Regions from separate parts of the Homo sapiens genome. Here region 2 is linked to region 1. A link is an interaction called in ENCODE POLR2A ChIA-PET data of the cell type or tissue named here. Cell type or tissue: B cell. All regions are shown on one strand. Each heading gives the region's core, and the rest is flanking DNA. Links, peaks and the distances in the headings are about the cores only. Region 1 has its middle 64 kb from the start of GPCPD1. Region 2 has its middle 11 kb from the start of GPCPD1.

Region 1 (8,628 bases), core at 131-8,130:
AAAGTTCCAGAAGAAGTTTAAATGCTGAGGTGGGGCCTGTGAAGGAGGGAGGGAGCGCTGGAGACCAGGGGCCTTGGCGATCTGTTTACAACACAAGGGTGACCAGAGCTGTCTGTCTGTAGAGGGCCCTGATGGGAGCAGAGGCATCCAGACAAACAGGGCTCATGCTCTTCTGGGAATCCCTGCCTCACCATGAAACAGAAGAGAGAGATTCCACCAACTGCTTGGATATGTCCCCTTTACATTTCTCCAGCCCAGATGGTGGTGGTGGTGGTGGTGTTGTTTTGAGAAAAAGTCTTGCTCTGTCACCCAGGCTGGAGTGCAGTGGTGCGATCTCAGCTCACTGCAACCTCCACCTCCTGGGTCCAAGAGATTCTCCCCCCTCAGCCTCCTGAGTAGCTGGAATTACAAGCGTATACCACCATGCCTGGCTAATTTTCGTATTTTAGAGACGGGGTTTCGCCATGTGGGCCAGGCTGGTCTCAAACTCCTGACCTCAGGTGATCTGCCTGCCTTGGCCTCTCAAAGTGCTGGGATTACAGGCGTGAGCCACCATGCCCTGCTCCAGATTGGTAAGAACCCAGTGCTTTCCTTGGTGTATAACAATTACCCCACACTCTTGAGTGTCTTAAAATAGTCAGCAGACGTTAAAAGTTGCATCAGAATCTTTTTTTTTTCTTTTGAGACGGAGTCTTGCTGTGTCACCCAGGCTGGAGTGCAGTGGCACAATCTCGGCTCACTGCAAGCTCTGCCTCCCGGGTTCACACCATTCTCCTGCCTCAACCTCCCGAGTAGCTAGGACTACAGGCACCTGCCACCACGCCCGTCTAATTTTTTGTATTTTTAGTAGAGATGGGGTTTCACCGTGTTAGCCAGGATGGTCTCGATCCCCTGACCTTGTGATCCACCCACCTCGGCCTCCCAAAGTGCTGGGATTACAAGGCGTGAGCCACCGCGCCCGGCCTGCATCAGAATCCTTTTTTTAAAAAAAGTTACCTTGGACCAGGCAGGGTGGCTCACTCCTGTAATCCCAGCACTTTGGGAGGCCAAGGCAGGTGGATTATCTGAGGTTAGGAGTTCGAGACCCGCCTGACCAACATGGTGAAACTCTGTCTCTACTAAAAATACAAAATTAGCCAGACATGGTGGTGCACACCTGTAATCCCAGCTACTGGGGAGGCTGAGGCAGAAGAATCGCTTGAACCCAGGAAGTGGAGGTTGCGGTGAGCCGAGATTGTGCCATTGCACTCCAGCCTGGGCAACAAGAGCAAAACTCCGTCTCAAATAAATAAATAAATAAAAAATAAATATAAAAAAGTGATCTTATATTAGTCTGTTCTCATGCTGCTATAAAGAACTTCCCTAGACTGGGTAATTTATAAGGGAAAGAGGTGTAACTGACCCACGGTTCCACATGACTGGGGAGGCCTCAGGAAACTTACAATCATGGCAGAAGGGGAAACAAGCCGTCTTACGTGGCAGCAGGTGAGGCCGGGGGTGTGGGGAGAGGGAGAGAGCACGTGTAAGCACAGGAAAAACTACTCTTTAAAACCGTCAGATCGCATGAGAACTCACTATCATGAAAACAGCACGGGGGAACTGCCCCCATAATCCAATCACCTCCTACCAGGTCTCTCCGTTAACGCCTGGGGATTACAAGTCAAGATGAGATTTGGGTGAGAACACAAAGCCTAATCATATCAGATCTGTTTTTATTTTATTTTATTTTATTTTATTTTATTTTATTTTATTTTATTTTATTTTATTTATTATTTTATTTTATTATTTTATTTTATTATTTTATTTTATTTTATTTTATATTTTATTTTATTTTATTTTGAGAGGGAGTCTAACTCTGTCACCCAGGCTGGAGCGCAGTGCCGCGACCTCCGCTCACTGCAAGCTCCGCCTCCCGGGTTCCCGCCATTCTCCTGCCTCAGCCTCCAGAGTAGTGGGGACTACAGGCGCCCACCACTACGCCCGGCTAATTTTTTATATTTTTAGTAGAGACGGGGTTTCACCTGTGTTAGCCAGGATGATCTCGATCTCCTGACCTCGTGATCCGCCCGCTTCGGCCTCCCAAAGTGCTGGGATTACAGGCGTGAGCCACCGCACCCGGCCATATCTGTTTTTAAATATACATAATATTGAATTATATCTGTTCTTATGTTTAAAGTACTAGTAGGAAATACCCAAAATATTAATAATCTTTGTAACTGAGGGATAGGTTTATACTTGATTTTTACTTTTACTTTTCATTTATCTGTAGTGCCTATATTGTCTACAATAAACATGTATTATATATTTACTTTTGTTGTAAGGAACAAAGGTTTTTCTAAAAGTGGGGAGTGAGACTTAACCCCTGAACTCCCCCCAAAAAGACCATTGAATTTGTTTTCATGAGAATTAAACATTTCTTGAGTCAAAGACACCAAAAGTGAACTTAACAGCAGATGAACTGAGAAAAAGTATTTACAATGTGCAGAGCAGAAAAAGAGTTTTATTTTTCTGAAAACATTTTTATTTATTTATTTATTTTGAGACAGGGTCTCACTTTGTCACCCAGGCTGCAATGCAGTGCTATTATCTCAGCTCACTGCAGCCTTGACCTCCTGGGTTCAAGTGATCCTCTAACCTCAGCCCCCCAAGTATCGGGGACTACAGGTGCACGCACCACCGCACCCAACTAATTATTTGTATTTTTTGTAGAGACAGATTTTCGCTATGTTGCCCAGGCTCAAACTTCTGGGCTACAGCAATCTGCCCACCTTGACCTCCCAAAGTGCTAGGATTACAGGCATGAGCCACCATGCTTGGCCAGGAAAAGAATTTTAATCATTATATACATATACGTGTGTGTGTGTGTGTGTATACATATATATAAAACAAGTCAATAAGAAAAATAAAAACAATCAATAGAAAATTGAACAAAAGATAACAGCAATTTACAGAAGTTGAAGAAAAAAGTCCAATAAATATATGAAAAGATTTTAATCTCATTAAAAACGAAGGAAATAGAGGTCACAACCATTAATAAAATATTTTTTGCCAAAAAAATTTTTTTTGCTTATCACTTTAGAAAATACCTTAAAAATCACTAGCAATCAGAGTTTGTGAGGATGGTTATTCTCGCTAATAATACCAACCATCTATGTGTATACCTACTGTTGGTGGAACTGAAAATTGGCAGAGCCCTTTCTGAAAAGAACTTAGTGGTATATGTCAATACTTTAGGTATGCATGCCCTATGACACAGTGGTTCCAATTTCAGGTATCTATTCCAGAGAAATATTTGCCCATGTGCATGAAGAGGTGTGTACAAGAAGAGGCATGAGTCATAAAGCACTGGAAACAACACAAATGTCTAGCATGGAAGAATGGTTATGTAAACTATGATTGGTCTGTTCTATTGAAAAACCACACAGCACCTAAAACAATTAGAAAGACCTATATGTGGTGACATGGCAAGATAGAGCAACATAGCTCAGGGGTAACCACTGAGGGCCTGTCTGGATTCAAATCATGTTTCTGAAACTTCCTGTCTGTCAGACCTTGGAGAAGCCGCCTAAAGCGCTCTAAGTTTCCACTTCCCCATTTGTAAAATCGGAAAGATAGTATTATGTGCCTCCTAGGGCTGTTAATGAGAATTAAATGGGGCAATACATGCACTGTGTTTTTTTTTTTTTTTTTTTTTTGAGACAGGGACTTGCTCTATCATCTAGAGTAGAGTGCAGTGGCATTATCATGGCTCATTGCAGCCTTGACCTCCCAGGTTCAAATGATCCTCCTACCTCAGCCTCCTGGGACTGTAGCTGGGAATACAGGAGTGCACCACTGTGCTTGGCTAATTTTTATTTTTTTGTAGAGATGGGATCTTGCTATGTTGCCCAGGGTAGTCTCGAACTCCTGGGCTCAAGTGATCCACCCGCCTCAGCATCCCAAAGTGCTGGGATTAGAGGTATTAGCCACTTTGCCTGGCCATACACAACATTTTGAACTGTGTGTGTCTCACAGTAATTTATCAATAAAAATACAAACTTTTGCATATTAGAGAAAAGCAAGTTGTAGAACACCAAACATGATATCAAAGCCTTAATACTAAAGGTAATATATGTGGGTATGCCTATATATGCATAGAAAATGGCCCAGTAGAAAACATGTCTCATTAATAGCGGTGTTTATTTCTGATAAAGGAAAGGACTGGGATAAGGCTGGGGTAGGAAAGCTGTCATATCAACTCTACACTTCAGTATTATTTACTTTTTTACAGAAATAAATGTAACTTGTTTGCTGCATGCAGGCACTTGCATGCGCACGCGCGCACACACACACACACACACACACACACATATGCATACACCAGTTACCTTGGGCAAGGCAATATAGGCTTTGACTCTAGTTTGAAGATTTCAAGAGTACCAAATGTTTTACTCAAGGAATTTGAGCAATTGTGCAATTTTCAACAGTGTTTTGTGTCTATTTTGGCTACACAGAGAACTTCCTCAACAACATGGAAACAGACGAGTTTAGATTGTAGTTAACAAGAATAATTTGCAGAAATAGAAAGAAGCAAATAATCTGTTCTGTTAATAACACTCATCTGTCACCCATGCAATGCCTTTCACAGTTGACTGAGAGCCAATTTTATCTTGCTGTCACATAGAGTGTCCTTTTTATCATTGCAGTTGCACACTTCCCACAATCTTTAGGCAAAGAGGCGGAACTGCCTCATCTACGTGTATAGAAGTTATCTTGTTGCCCGGGTTGGAGTGTGCAGTGTGCAGTCTTGCCTCACTGCAGCCTTGACCTCCTGGGTTTAAGCAATCCTCCTGCCTCAGCCTCCTGAGTTTCTAGGACTACATACATGCCACCATGCTGGGCTAATTAAAAAAAATTTTTTTTGTAGAGATAGGGTCTTGCTATGTTGCCCAGGCTGCTCTCAAACTCCTGGCTTCAAGTGATTCTCCCACCTCAGCGTTCTAATATGTAGGGATTATAGGTGTCAGCCACCATGCTCAGCCTCTCTTGTGTCTCTGAAGAAGGTGCTGGTGAAGAAAGGATCTGGGGCGTCCCAGGTGAGGGAGAACTTTCCAACGCATGCAATCCATCTTGGGCCTCAGGTGACACCCTTGTATCATTCTGAATTAGGAAACGCTTCATTTTTTTAAACCTCATTATGCAAGGAGAATATTTTTTAAAATATTTTAAGGCCAGGCGCAGTGGCTTATGCCTGTAATCCTAGCACTTTTGGAGGCCGAGGCAGGTGGATCACCTGAGGTTGGGAGTTTGAGACCAGCCTGGCCAACATGGTGAAACCCCATCTCTACTAACAACACAAAAAGTACACTGGGCATGGTGGTGCCTGCCTGTAATCTCAGCTACTTGGGAGGCTGAGGCAGGAGAATCGCTTGAACCTGGGAGGCAGAGGTTGGAGGAAGCTGAGATTGTGCCACTGCACTCCGGCCTGGGCGACAGAAGGAGACTCTGTTTCAAAAAAGAAAAAAAAATGCAATCAAAACAAAAATAATAATCATTATGATATGATACCCATGGATTAACCACTCAGATTTAATGGATTTGAACATTTTTACACAATAGATTCTGGTGTGATTTTTTAAAAAAAGTTTATTAAAAAAAATAAAACTGGCTGGGCACGGAGGCTCACGCCTATAATCCCAGCACTTTGGGAAGCTGAGGCGGGTGGATAGCCTGAGATCAAGAGTTTGAAACCAGTCTGGCCAACATGGTGAAACCCTGACTCTACTAAAAATACAAAAATTATCCAGGCGTGGTGGCACATGCCTGTAATCCCAGCTACTCGGGAGGCTGAGGCAGAAGAATTGCTGGAACCCAGGAGGTGGAGGTTGCGGTGAGCCGAGATCTCACCACTGCACTCCAGCCTGGGCAACAGAGCTAGACTCGGTGTCAAAGAAATAAATCAATTAGATTAAATTTAAAAAAAAACTATGCAACTACAGCTAACTCCTTCCACCCTGTCCCAATCCTTTCTTGTACTTCCTTTTGCAGAGGTAACCAGCTTCCTGAACTGAGAGAGATCATTAGTGAGCATAGTTTTATTTTCTTCTTTTTTTCTTTTTCTTTTTATTTAAATAATAGGGACGAGGTCTTGCTATGTTGAACAGTCTGGTCTTGAACTCCTGGCCTCAAGCAATCCTCCCATCTCAGCCTCCCAAAGTGCTGGGATTATAGACGTGAGCCACCATACCCAGCCAACTAATGAGCATAGTTTTAAATCTCCCCACATAAATACGTGCATCATTCAGGGCCTTGACAAGCATGTGCAAACGGGGTCATGGAAGACAATTTCATAAAAGTTCTCTTTGCAAATGTAGAGGCTGCAATAAGGGACCCCAGAAAGGGATGGTGAAGCATCTTGGGGGTAGCAACTGGAGGTCCCCTGCTACAGAACTCAGAAAGACTTGCCACTGTAGCAGAGGGTTACCGACAGTACTTGTGGTCTTCAGTGAACAAATGCAGCCTCTGCAAACCCCTGGCAAAGAGGGAGTAGGCAAGGAGAGGAAGAGAGTTAATTCCCCCTGCCTGTCTCTTCTCCTCCCCTCTGACTCCTACTGGTGCTTCCCATTGGATGAACCCAACCAAAGACAGAGAAAAGAGTTCTCTGATAAGGTCTGTAAAGCTTCCCAGGGCCAGAAGTAGGTAGAGAAGGCCAGGAAGAGGATGTGACAGCTGGAGAATATGTGTCCACAAACAACACAAAGCATTATTTGTGTGTTTTACAAATTCTCTTAAACGATATCACGCTTTTACATGGTTTTTGTTTGTTTTTCTCGAGACAGAATCTCACTCTTATTGCCCAGACTGGAGTGCAGTAGCGCGATCTCGGCTCACTGCAACCTCCACCTCCTGGGTTCAAGCGATTCTCCCGCCTCAGCTACCAAGTAGCTGGGATTACAGGCATGCGCCACCACACCCAGCTAATTTTTTTCTGTTTAGTAGAGATGGGGTTTCACCATGTTGGCCAGGATGGTCTCTAACTCCTGACCTCAAGTGATCCACCTGTCTTGGCCTCTCAAAGTGCTAGGATTATAGGCGTGAGCCACCGTGCCTGGCCTAATTCCTGCATTTATTTTAACTACTCTGTAGTATTCCATTGTTTTGCTATCCCGAGAAATGTTGCAATGAACAGGCTTAGGTACACACGGCCTGACCCATAAGCTCAAGAAACTTGCTTGGGTATTTATACAGAAGTAAATTTGGCTGCGTGTGGTGGCTCATGCATGCAATCCCAACACTTTCGAAGGTCAAGGTGGGCAGATCACTTGAGGTCAGGAGTTTGAGACCAGCCTGGCCAACATAGCGAAACCCCGTCTCTCCTGAAAATACAAAAAATTATTTGGGCATGGTGGTACACACCTGTAAGTCCAGCTACTCAGGAGGCTGAGACATGAGAATCACTTGAACCCAGGAGGCAGAGGTTGCAGTGAGCTGAGATCGCACCACTGCACCCCAGCCTAGGCAACAGAGCAAGACTCTGTCTCAAAAAGAACAACAAAAAAACCTGCTTAAAAAAAAATATATTTGTTGAATTGAAATTATGTACATATCAACTTTACTAAGTACTGCAAAATTGTTCTCTATTGTAATTATTCCAATTTTTCACTCCCACAGACTGAGTATAAAAGCCCGTTTCTGATTCTCCACCCTCACCACAGTTAGTGTTATCAGGATTGAAAAAGTTGCCAATCTAATGGCTCTGAAATTGTGTCTCATGGTTATTTTAATTTGCATTTCCCTGCTCTATACTTTTCTATACCTCATAATCTCCAATGGTGACACTGAAATCATGACAAACCTTCTATTATCACAAAGCAGGTATTAATGCTGCTAATGTTCACAGAATCAATGGCCATTACAAAATGTGCCTTCAGTTGATTGCTCACACCTCAGACTCCTTGAGTTTTCCATACATACAGCTCATGAATGCCAGATTACATGCTGAGCGATTTCATGAAGGAATGCTTGCCAATCAGCTCCATGAGAAAGCGATTCAAAATGATGTTGGTTTCCTATGTTTTCTTGTCACTTTTGAAGAATCCTGTTGAAATGCAAGTCACTTATGGAATGAGCTCCAAGATCTTTTTTTTTTCCCACATGAAAAATACAAGATATGAAACAGCAGGTGTTAGCAGGTTTGTGTTTGTTTAAAATTTAAAAACATGTAAAATGCTTATGAGAGTGTGCCTCTGGGGAGGAAACATAATTTCAGACTTACAGTGGGAAATAGATTTAGTTTTCATATAGAACTCTTGAAAATTTTTCGCTTTTGTTTTTTTTTTACCACCTCCAAATAGGCTAACAAACCAAAAAAATATGATCTGATTAAAACACAATTTGTGACTTTTTTAAAATCCCAAATTCTTTTGTTTTAACTTGCCATTAAATGGATGATTAAATACTGTTTTGGTCCACTGCGGCTGTTATAACAGAATATCATAGTCTGGGTGGCTTATAAACAACAGAAATCTATTTCTCACAGTTCTGGTAGCTGTGAATTTCAAGAACAAGGCAATAGCAGATTCAGCCTCTGGTGAGGGCCCACTTCCTGGTTCATAAAGCCTCTTGCTATAATCTTGCATAGCAGAAGGG
Region 2 (8,628 bases), core at 120-8,119, 53 kb before region 1:
AGAATCTTTTACCAGACTCAAACACTATCAATTTTATGTGTTTTATGCACCTCATTGGTGGCCCTGCTACTCAAAGAAACTTTCCATGCCTTTTACTCCCTTGGCTTGAGTCCATGCGGCAGTTTCCCAAACTATAGTATGCACTACCTAGGCTTCATGTAGGTGATAAAATTGTTAGTGTTTGCTATTGATTGTTCTTTTAGATAAAGATCAATCCTAAAGGCTGGGCGCGGTGGCTCACACCTGTAATCCCAGCACTTTGGGAGGCCGAGGCGGGCAGATCACCTGAGGTCAGCAGGTCGAGACCAGCCTGGCCAACATGGAGAAACCCTGCCTCTACTAAAAATACAAAATTAGCAGGGCGTGGTGGCACATGCCTGTAATCCCAGCTACTCGGGAGGCTGAGGCAGGAGAATTGCTTGAATCCAGGAGGTGGAGGTTGCAGTGAGCCGAGATGGCGCCATTGCATTCCAGCCTGGGCAACAAGAGCGAAACTCTGTCTCAAAAAAAAAAAAAGAAAAGAAAAGAAACAAAACAAAGATAAAGATTAATTCTATATGGAGAAGACCAAGGAATTGCTGATTTCTGAAGCAATTTAAGTGCCTCAAATATGAGCCTTTAAACCAATTTTAAATTGGCTGCAGTTTTTTGGGTATATTGCTTTCCAACTTCTTGAATCCATCATAAGATCCAAATGTCTGGAGCAAGAAAGGTTCACATGGTAAGGTCAAAAGGTCTTCCTTGACCCATTTCTTCCTTTATGAAATGAGAATTTAACACTATAGGACGGCCTGGTGTGGTAGCTCATGCCTGTAATCCTAATGCTTTGGGAGGCTGACGGGGGAGGATTGCTGGAGACCAGGAATGTGAGACCAGTTGGGCAACATAGCAAGACCCCATCTCTAAAAAATAAAAATAAAAAATTAGCCAGCCATGGTGGCTTACGCCTGTAATCCTAGTTACTTGGAAGGCTGAGGTAGGAAAATTGCATGAACCTGGGAGGCAGAGGTTGCAGTGAGCCAAGATTTCACTGCTGCACTCCAGCCTGAGTGATAGAGCAAGACTCTGTCTCAAAAATAAATAATAAATAAATAAATAAGGGCCAGGCATGGTGGCTCACACCTGTAATCCTAGCACTTTGGGAGGCCCTAGCAGGTGGATTGCTTGTGCCCAGAAGTTTGAGGCCAGCCTGGGCAATGTGGCAAAACTCTGTCCCTACAAAAATACAAAAATCAGCCAGACCTGATGGCATGTCCCAGTGGTTTAAGCTACCTGGGAGGCTGAGGTGGCAGGATTGCTTGAGCCTGAGAGGTTGCGGCTACAGTGAGCTCTGATCACACCACTGCACTACAACCCAGGCAACAGAGGGGAGACCTTGTCTCCAAAAGAAAGAAAAAAAAAAATTCAAAAGCCATCTCAAAAGTCTAGTCTTAGGTTCTACAACAGTGATGTTAATTACAGGAGTAATTGGAGAAGTCGCAAATCTTGTGATTTCCAGAATAAAGATTTGTAATACATCTGCATCTTAGTCAAATTTTAACCCCTTCCATCCTCCTAACCTGTGGCCTTTCATTAGTTTTACAAAGGCAGTTTAGTTTTGGGAAAGGCTGTTACCATTTTTTAATTTTTCAAATCTTTTTCTTTTTCAGGGTGGGTGAGGGGGCCAGACCCTGCCTCAAAGAAAAAAAAAAGAAAAGAAATGAAAAAATCTTTTTCTTTTTTATTTCTTTTCTTTGTTTGTTTTTTGAGATGGAGTCTCACTCTGTCGCCCAGGCTGGAGTGAGTGCAGTGGTGCGATCTCAGCTCACTGCAACCTCCACCTCCTGGGTTTAAGTGATTCTCCTGCCACAGCCTCCCGAGTAGCTTGGATTACAGGCACCTGCCACCACGCCTGGCTAATTTTTGTATTTTTAGTAGAGACAGGGTTTCACCGTGTTGGCCAGGCTGGTCTCGAACTCTTGACCTGAGTGATACACCCGCCTCTTCCTCCCAAAGTGTTGGAATTACAGGCGTGAGCCACCATGCCCGGCTTTTCTTTTTTCCCTTTTTTTCTTTTTGAGAAGAAGCCTCACTCTGTCGCCCAGGCTGGAGTGCAATGGCGCAATCTTGGCTCACTGCAACATTCGCCTCCCAGGTTCAAGTGATTCTCGTGCCTCAGCCTCCCGAGTAGCTGGGATTACAGGCATGTGCCACCATGCCTGGCAAATTTTGTATTTTTAGTAGAGGTGGGGTTTCACCATGTTGGTCAGGCTGGCCTCGAACTCCTGACCTTAGGTGATCCGCCTACCTCTGCCTCCCAAAGTGCTGGGGTTACAGGCGTGAGCCACCACTCTTGGCCGGCTTTTCTTTTTCATTAAGAAACATATTACTGCTTTTTTCTCCCCCACCTTTTTTGAGATGGAGTCTTACTCTGTCACCCAGGCTGGAGTGAAGTGGCGTGATCTCGGCTCACTGCAACCTCTGCCTCCTAGGTCCAAGCGATTCTCCTGCCTTAGCCCCTGAAGTAGCTGGGATTACAGGCATGCACCACCATGCCCAGCTAATTTTGTATTTTCAGTAGAGACGGAATTTCGCCATGTTGGCCGGGCTGATTTTGAACCTGTGACCTCAGGTGATCCACCTGCCTTGGCCCCCCAAAGTGCTGGGATTACAGGCATGAGCCACCGCCCCCGGCCCAATGAAGCTTTAAAGAAAAATTACCACCTTTAACACAATGTAACATAATTGCAGCCTTTTTTTGTTGTTGTTTTTTGTTTTTTGTTTTTTGAGACAGAGTCTCGCTCTGTCGCCCAGGCTGGAGTGCAGTGGTGTGATCTCGGCTCAATGCAAGCTCTGCCTCCCGGGTTCACGCCATTCTTCTCCCTCAGCCTCCCAATTGCAGCTCTTTAAGGCATGTGTAATATAGACTCTTTAGAAATCAAAACCTTATAAAACTGCCAGGCATGGTGACTCACACCTGTAATCTCAGCACTTTGGGAGGCCGAGGCGGGTGGATTGCCTGAGCTCGAGAGTTCGAGACCAGCCTGGCCAACATAGCGAAACCCCGTCTCTACTAAAAATACAAAAAATTAGCCGGGCGTGGTGGCGGGCACCTGTAGTCCCAGCTACTTGGGAGGCTGAGGCAGGAGAATCGCTTGAACTCGGGAGGCGGAGGTTGTGGTGAGCCAATATTGTGCCACTGCACTCCAGCCTGGGTGACAGAGTGAAACTCCATCTCAAAAAAAAAAAAAAAAAAAAAACCTTATGAAACTAAGAAGCCAAAGTTACTTCAGAAAACATTGAACTGAGCCATTTTGTTTCCTCCCTGGTCCATTTATTATGATGATGAAAAATAATGTTATTATGATTAATTTTTTGTATCTTTCCAAATGCCTCTCAGTCTTGTGCATTCGGCATTAAAATGGATTCCCCAAGGGAATTCTTTCTACTGCTTAAATGTTTCAGCAATTCACTGGCTATCATTTTATCATTTTAGTGAAAATATTGATGACTGTCCACAGAATGAGCTGCTGTTTGCAGGGTATATCCTTACTGTGAACAAAAGAGCTTTAACAGCGCGGTTACCACACACCAGGCTCAAAAACCCAGCTGCCAACTCCAGGCTGGAAGCCAGCCAAAGTGAGCTAGGACTGGAGTCAGGAAGACAGGGGTTCTTGGCAATGACACCCAATTAATTATGTGCATGATTTAGATGGGGGAAGATTAGAGGCCATGCTTTTGCTCTCTGTTCTACTCCTGACTTGCTGGCTCATACCCTACCTTTGTTATTTACTTATAACATGAAAACGAGAGTGACGACTAACACTTCCTTGCCTTTATCTGTTATATCTCTATTTTGCTTTCCTATAAGCAGGCTTTCAAGGCAAGGAGGTCTTTTTTATTTTATTTTATTTTATTTATTTATTCATTTATTTTTTGAGATAGAGTTTCGCTCTTGTTGCCCATGCTGGAGTGCAGTGGCACAATCTCAGCTCACCACAACCTCCACCTCCAGATTCAAGCAATTCTCCTGCCTCAGCCTCCCGAGTAGCTGGGATTACAGGCATGCACCACCACACCTGGCTAATTTTGTATTTTTAGTAGAGACGAGGTTTCTCCATATTGGCCAGGCCGGTCTCGAACTCCTGACCTCAAGTGATCTGCCTGCCTCGGCCTCCCAAAGTGCTGGGATTACAGGCATGAGTTACTGCACCTGGCCCTGGCGAGGACTATGTCTTATTGATCATACCAGTTGTTATGTGCACAGTTGCTGGCACATAACAGTGCAAATATACTCACAGACAGCACTGAAAATTTCAGGAAAAAGTACTAGGTTTGTCAACCCTCGATGTCAATATTTTATTTATTAATCATATAACAATGCTGGGCTTAGCCACTGGAGAGGTTTTTTTTAAAAATGTATTGACTTTGGGCCAGGAGTGGTGGCTCACGCCTGTAATCCCAGCACTTTGGGAGGCCGAGGCGGGCGGATCACGAGGTCAGGAGATCGAGACCATCCTGGCTAACACAGTGAAACCCCGTCTCTACTAAAAATACAAAAAATTAGCCAGGCGTGGTGGCGGGCGCCTGATGTCCCAGCTACTCGGGAGGCTGAGGCAGGAGAATGGCGTGAACCTGGGAGGCAGAGCTTGCAGCGAGCCAAGATTGCGCCACTGCACTCCAGCCTGGGCGACAGAGCGAGACTCCGTCACAAAAAAAAAAAAAAAAATGTATTGACTTTGGAATGCATACCCCAACCCAGCACAGGCCCCCACCATGCCCTGTTGCTCACTCACTCTCCTAATCATGCATTTCATATTTCCAGCCTGGCCCAGGATTCCAGGCTTTGGATTTCAGGGTAAAGAACAAACTCCTGATTATCTCAATCCTGTTGGGTAAAGGGAACTTTATCCTCTTTCATGAAAATAGTTGGGCATCCTGGCTATGTCCCTTGCTATATTTTCCTGCTAAAAGAGCAAATTAAATCCAAACCCAATGTGCATGGAGAGAAGGTGGAAATCATCCAAACCACTTGGAATTAACCAATGCTATCATACAATCAATTAATATGACTAGATATAAACAGGCTAAGAGATCAAAAATGAAATAATAAAAATATTTTCCTAAAGAAAAAGGAAGACAGACTAGGTGGGGTGGTTCATGCCTATAATACCAGCACTTTGGAAGGCTGAGGAAGGCCAATCACTTGAGCCCAGGAGCTTGAGACCAGCCTGGGCAACATGGCGAAACCCCATCTCTACTAAAAATACAAAAATTAGCAGGGTGTGGTGGGGTGCACCTGTAGTCCCAGCTACTCAGGAAGCTGAGGTGGAAGGAACACTTGAGCCCAGGAGGGTAAGGTTGCATTGAACCAAAATAGCACCACTGCACTCCAGCCTGTGTGGCAGGAGGGAGACTCTGTCTCAAAAAAAAATGAGTAAATAAAATAAAAATAAATAAAAAAGAAAAGAAAAAAATACCAAGGGAATATGAAAGTAATGATTAGCATTCTAAGACTTTTTTTTTTTTTTTTGAAATGGGGTATTGCTCTGTCACCCAGTAGCAGGGACTCCAGGGGCATGCCACCATGCCTGGCCAATTTTTGTATTTTTTTGTAGAGATGGGGTTTCGCTATATTACCCAGGCTGATCTTGAACTCCCGAGCTCAATGAATGCACCTACCTTGGCCTCCCAAAGTGCTGGGATTACAGGTGTGGGATTACCCTAGCTGGTACTTTTTAAAATCAGAATAAATGGTCTTTACTTATTTAATACAAACATTATACCTATAACTCATGACTGGAAAACTGAATTAGGGCCGGGTACAGTGGTTCATGTCTGTAATCCCAGGACTTTGGTAGGCTGAGGTGGGCAGATCACTTGAGGTCAGGAGTTCAAGATCGGCCTGGGCAACATGATGAAACCCGGTTCCCACTAAAAATACAAAAACTAGCCAGGCACGGTGGCACACACCTGTAATCCCAGCCACTTGGGAGGCTGAGGCAGAAGAATCGCTTGAACCGAGGAGGCAGAGGTTGAAGTCAGCAGAGACTGCACCGCTGCACTCCAGCCTGGGTGACAGAGCAAGACTCTGTCTCAAAAAAAAAAAAAAAAAAAAAAAACTAAATTATAGTGTGTGCAGTCAACCAATGCCCATCAGAAATGAAAACTATCTCCTAAGTTACTTTATTACTCAGCCAGGTATGGAAAATAGCATTTGCGTGGGCATGGTGGCTCATATCTGTAATCCCAGCAGTTTGCAAGGCTGAGGTGGGAGGATCCCTTGAGGCCAAGAGTTTGAGATCAGCCTGGGCAACATAGTGAGATACCATCTCTGAAAAAAAAAATTAATAGGGATTAATAAATTCTAATATTAGTTGAGGCTGAGCCCTGGTGGCTTACACTTGTAATCCCAGCACTTTGGGAGGCCGAGGCAGGTGGATCACTTGAGGTCGGGAGTTTGAGACCAGCCTGGCCAATATGATTGAGTTGTATGTTTTACCTCATGGCATGAGTAAAACATACTCATCTTTTAGTAGAGATGGCGAAACCCCATCTTTACTAAAAATACAAAAACTAGCCGGGCGTGGTGGTGAGTGCCTGTAATCCCAGCTACTCAAGAGGCTGAGACAGGAGAATCGCTTGAACCTGGGAGGTTAAAGTTGCAGTGAGCCAAGATCACGCCATTGCACTCTAGCCTGGGCGGCGGAGTGAGACTCCGTCTCAATCAATCAATCAATCAATAATATTAGTTGATTTTAGAGAATTTGTAACCACCCAGTGGGTTCACCTTGCCTGCTATCTAGATAGAGCTGATTTCTCAAGACAGGGGAATTGCAATAGAGACAGTAATTAACACAGAGCTGGTACAGGAGACTGGAGTTTTATTATTACTCAAATCAGTCTTCCCGAGCATTTGGGGATCAGAGGTTTTTCTTTTTTTTTTGTGAGAGAGTCTTGCTTGTTGCCCAGGCTGGAATCCAGTGGCTCAATGCTCAATCTCGGCTCACTGCAACCTCCGCCTCCCAGGTTGAAGCAATCCTCCTGCCTCAGCCTCCCAACTAGCGGGGATTACAGGCACACACCACCAGACCCGGCTAATTTTTGTATTTTTAGTAGAGATGGGATTTTACCATGTTGGCCAGGCTGGTCTTGAACTCCTGACCTCAGATGATTTGCCCACCTCGGCTTCCCAAAGTGCTGGGATTACAGGTGTGAGCCACTACGCCTGGCCAGGGGATCAGAGTTTTTAAGGACAACTTAGTGGGTGGGAGGAAGCTGGTAAGCCGAGAATGTGGATGGGCCATGTCAGAGATGAAATTATAGGGAGTTGAAGCTGTCTTCTTGCACTGAGTCAGTTCCTGAGTGGGGCCACAAGGTCAGATGAACCAGGTTATCTTTCTGGGTGTTGCCAGCTGATCCATCAAGGGCAGAGTTTGCAAAATATCTCAAGCACTAATCTTAGGAGCAGTTTAGGGTGGGTCAGCATCTTGTAGCCTCCAGCTGCATGACTCCTAAACCATGATTTCTAATCTTGTGGCTAATTTGTTAATCCTACAAAGGCAGTCTAGTCCCCAGGCAAGAAGGAGGGTTTTTTTGGGAAAGGACTGTTATTGTCTTTGTTTTAAACTATAAACTAAGTTTCTCCCAAAGTTAGTTCAGCCTATGCCCAAGAATGAACAAGGACAGCTTGGAAGTTAGAAGCAAGATGGAGTTGGTTAGGTCAGCTCAGTTATAATTTTGCAATGGTGGCTTCAACATTTTTCTGGGTTTGGGGAGAGAAGTTCCAGGCAGGGAATTGACCACAGAAGGGTTCTATAGAAAAATGGCCTCAGGTGGCGGGGCGCGGTGGCTCACGCCTGTAATCCCAACTCTTTAGGAGGCCAAGGCGGGTGGGTCACCTGAGGTCAGCAGTTCGAGACCAGCCTGGCCAACATGGTGAAACCCCATCTCTACTAAAAATACAAAAAGTAGCCGGGCGTGGTGGCAGGCACCTGTAATCCCAGCTACTCAGGAGGCTGAGGCAGGAGAATCACTTGAACCTGAGAGGCCGAGGTTGCAGTGAGCCGAGATCGTGCCATTGCACTCCAGCCTGGGGGACAAGAGTGAGACTTCATCTCAAAAAAAAAAAGAAAAGAAAAACAGCCTCAGGTTGGGTGCAGTGGCTTATGCCTGTAATCCCAGCACTTTGGGAGGCCAAGGTGGGAGGATCACTTAAACCCAGGAGTTCAAGACCAGCCTGGGCAATATGGCGAGACCCTGTCTCTACAAAAACTAAAAAATTTAGCCAAGTGTAGTGGCCTGTGCCTGTGGTCTCAGCTTCTTGGGAGGCTGAGGTGGGAGGATTGCTTGGGCCTGAAAAGGCCATAGTGAGCCACGATCACGTCACCATACTCCAAGACACTGAGACAGTATGACCCTGTCTCAAAAAAAAAAAAAAAAAAAAAAAGGAAAATAAAAGAAAATGGTATCACTGTCTAATAAAGTATCAAAACATCATTAAAATCAGTGATTATGTCCTTAGGTCCCAGATCAAACTCCAGAGAAGCCATTTTCAAATCACCAATTCATGATTCAAATTATAGAATTATAACCAAAGTGAGGACCCATAGTATAAGGCAAACAGCCAAAATTCTTTCCCTAGAAGAT

What was found. Peaks named below come from ENCODE experiments on the same cell type or tissue, not always from the same donor. Only the 100,000 strongest peaks of a DNase experiment are listed, where the experiment ranks them.
Region 2: POLR2A ChIA-PET joins it to region 1 with 11 read pairs; 9 of 35 experiments call an interaction of 5 or more read pairs at or near these places.

What each region holds. Positions count from the first base shown.
Region 1 is chr20:5,670,965-5,679,592 of GRCh38, forward strand. No RefSeq gene overlaps it. Among named protein-coding and RNA genes, the nearest start is that of GPCPD1, 64 kb to the left of the region's middle. In B cell, for the core only: a CTCF peak has its summit at 3,635; a DNase peak (open chromatin) is centred at 3,557; H3K4me3 peaks cover 295 bases; H3K27ac peaks cover 1,373 bases.
Region 2 is chr20:5,617,846-5,626,473 of GRCh38, forward strand. No RefSeq gene overlaps it. Among named protein-coding and RNA genes, the nearest start is that of GPCPD1, 11 kb to the left of the region's middle. RefSeq lists an enhancer at 7,670-8,171. In B cell, for the core only: no CTCF peak of the experiment used is centred there; no DNase peak of the experiment used is centred there.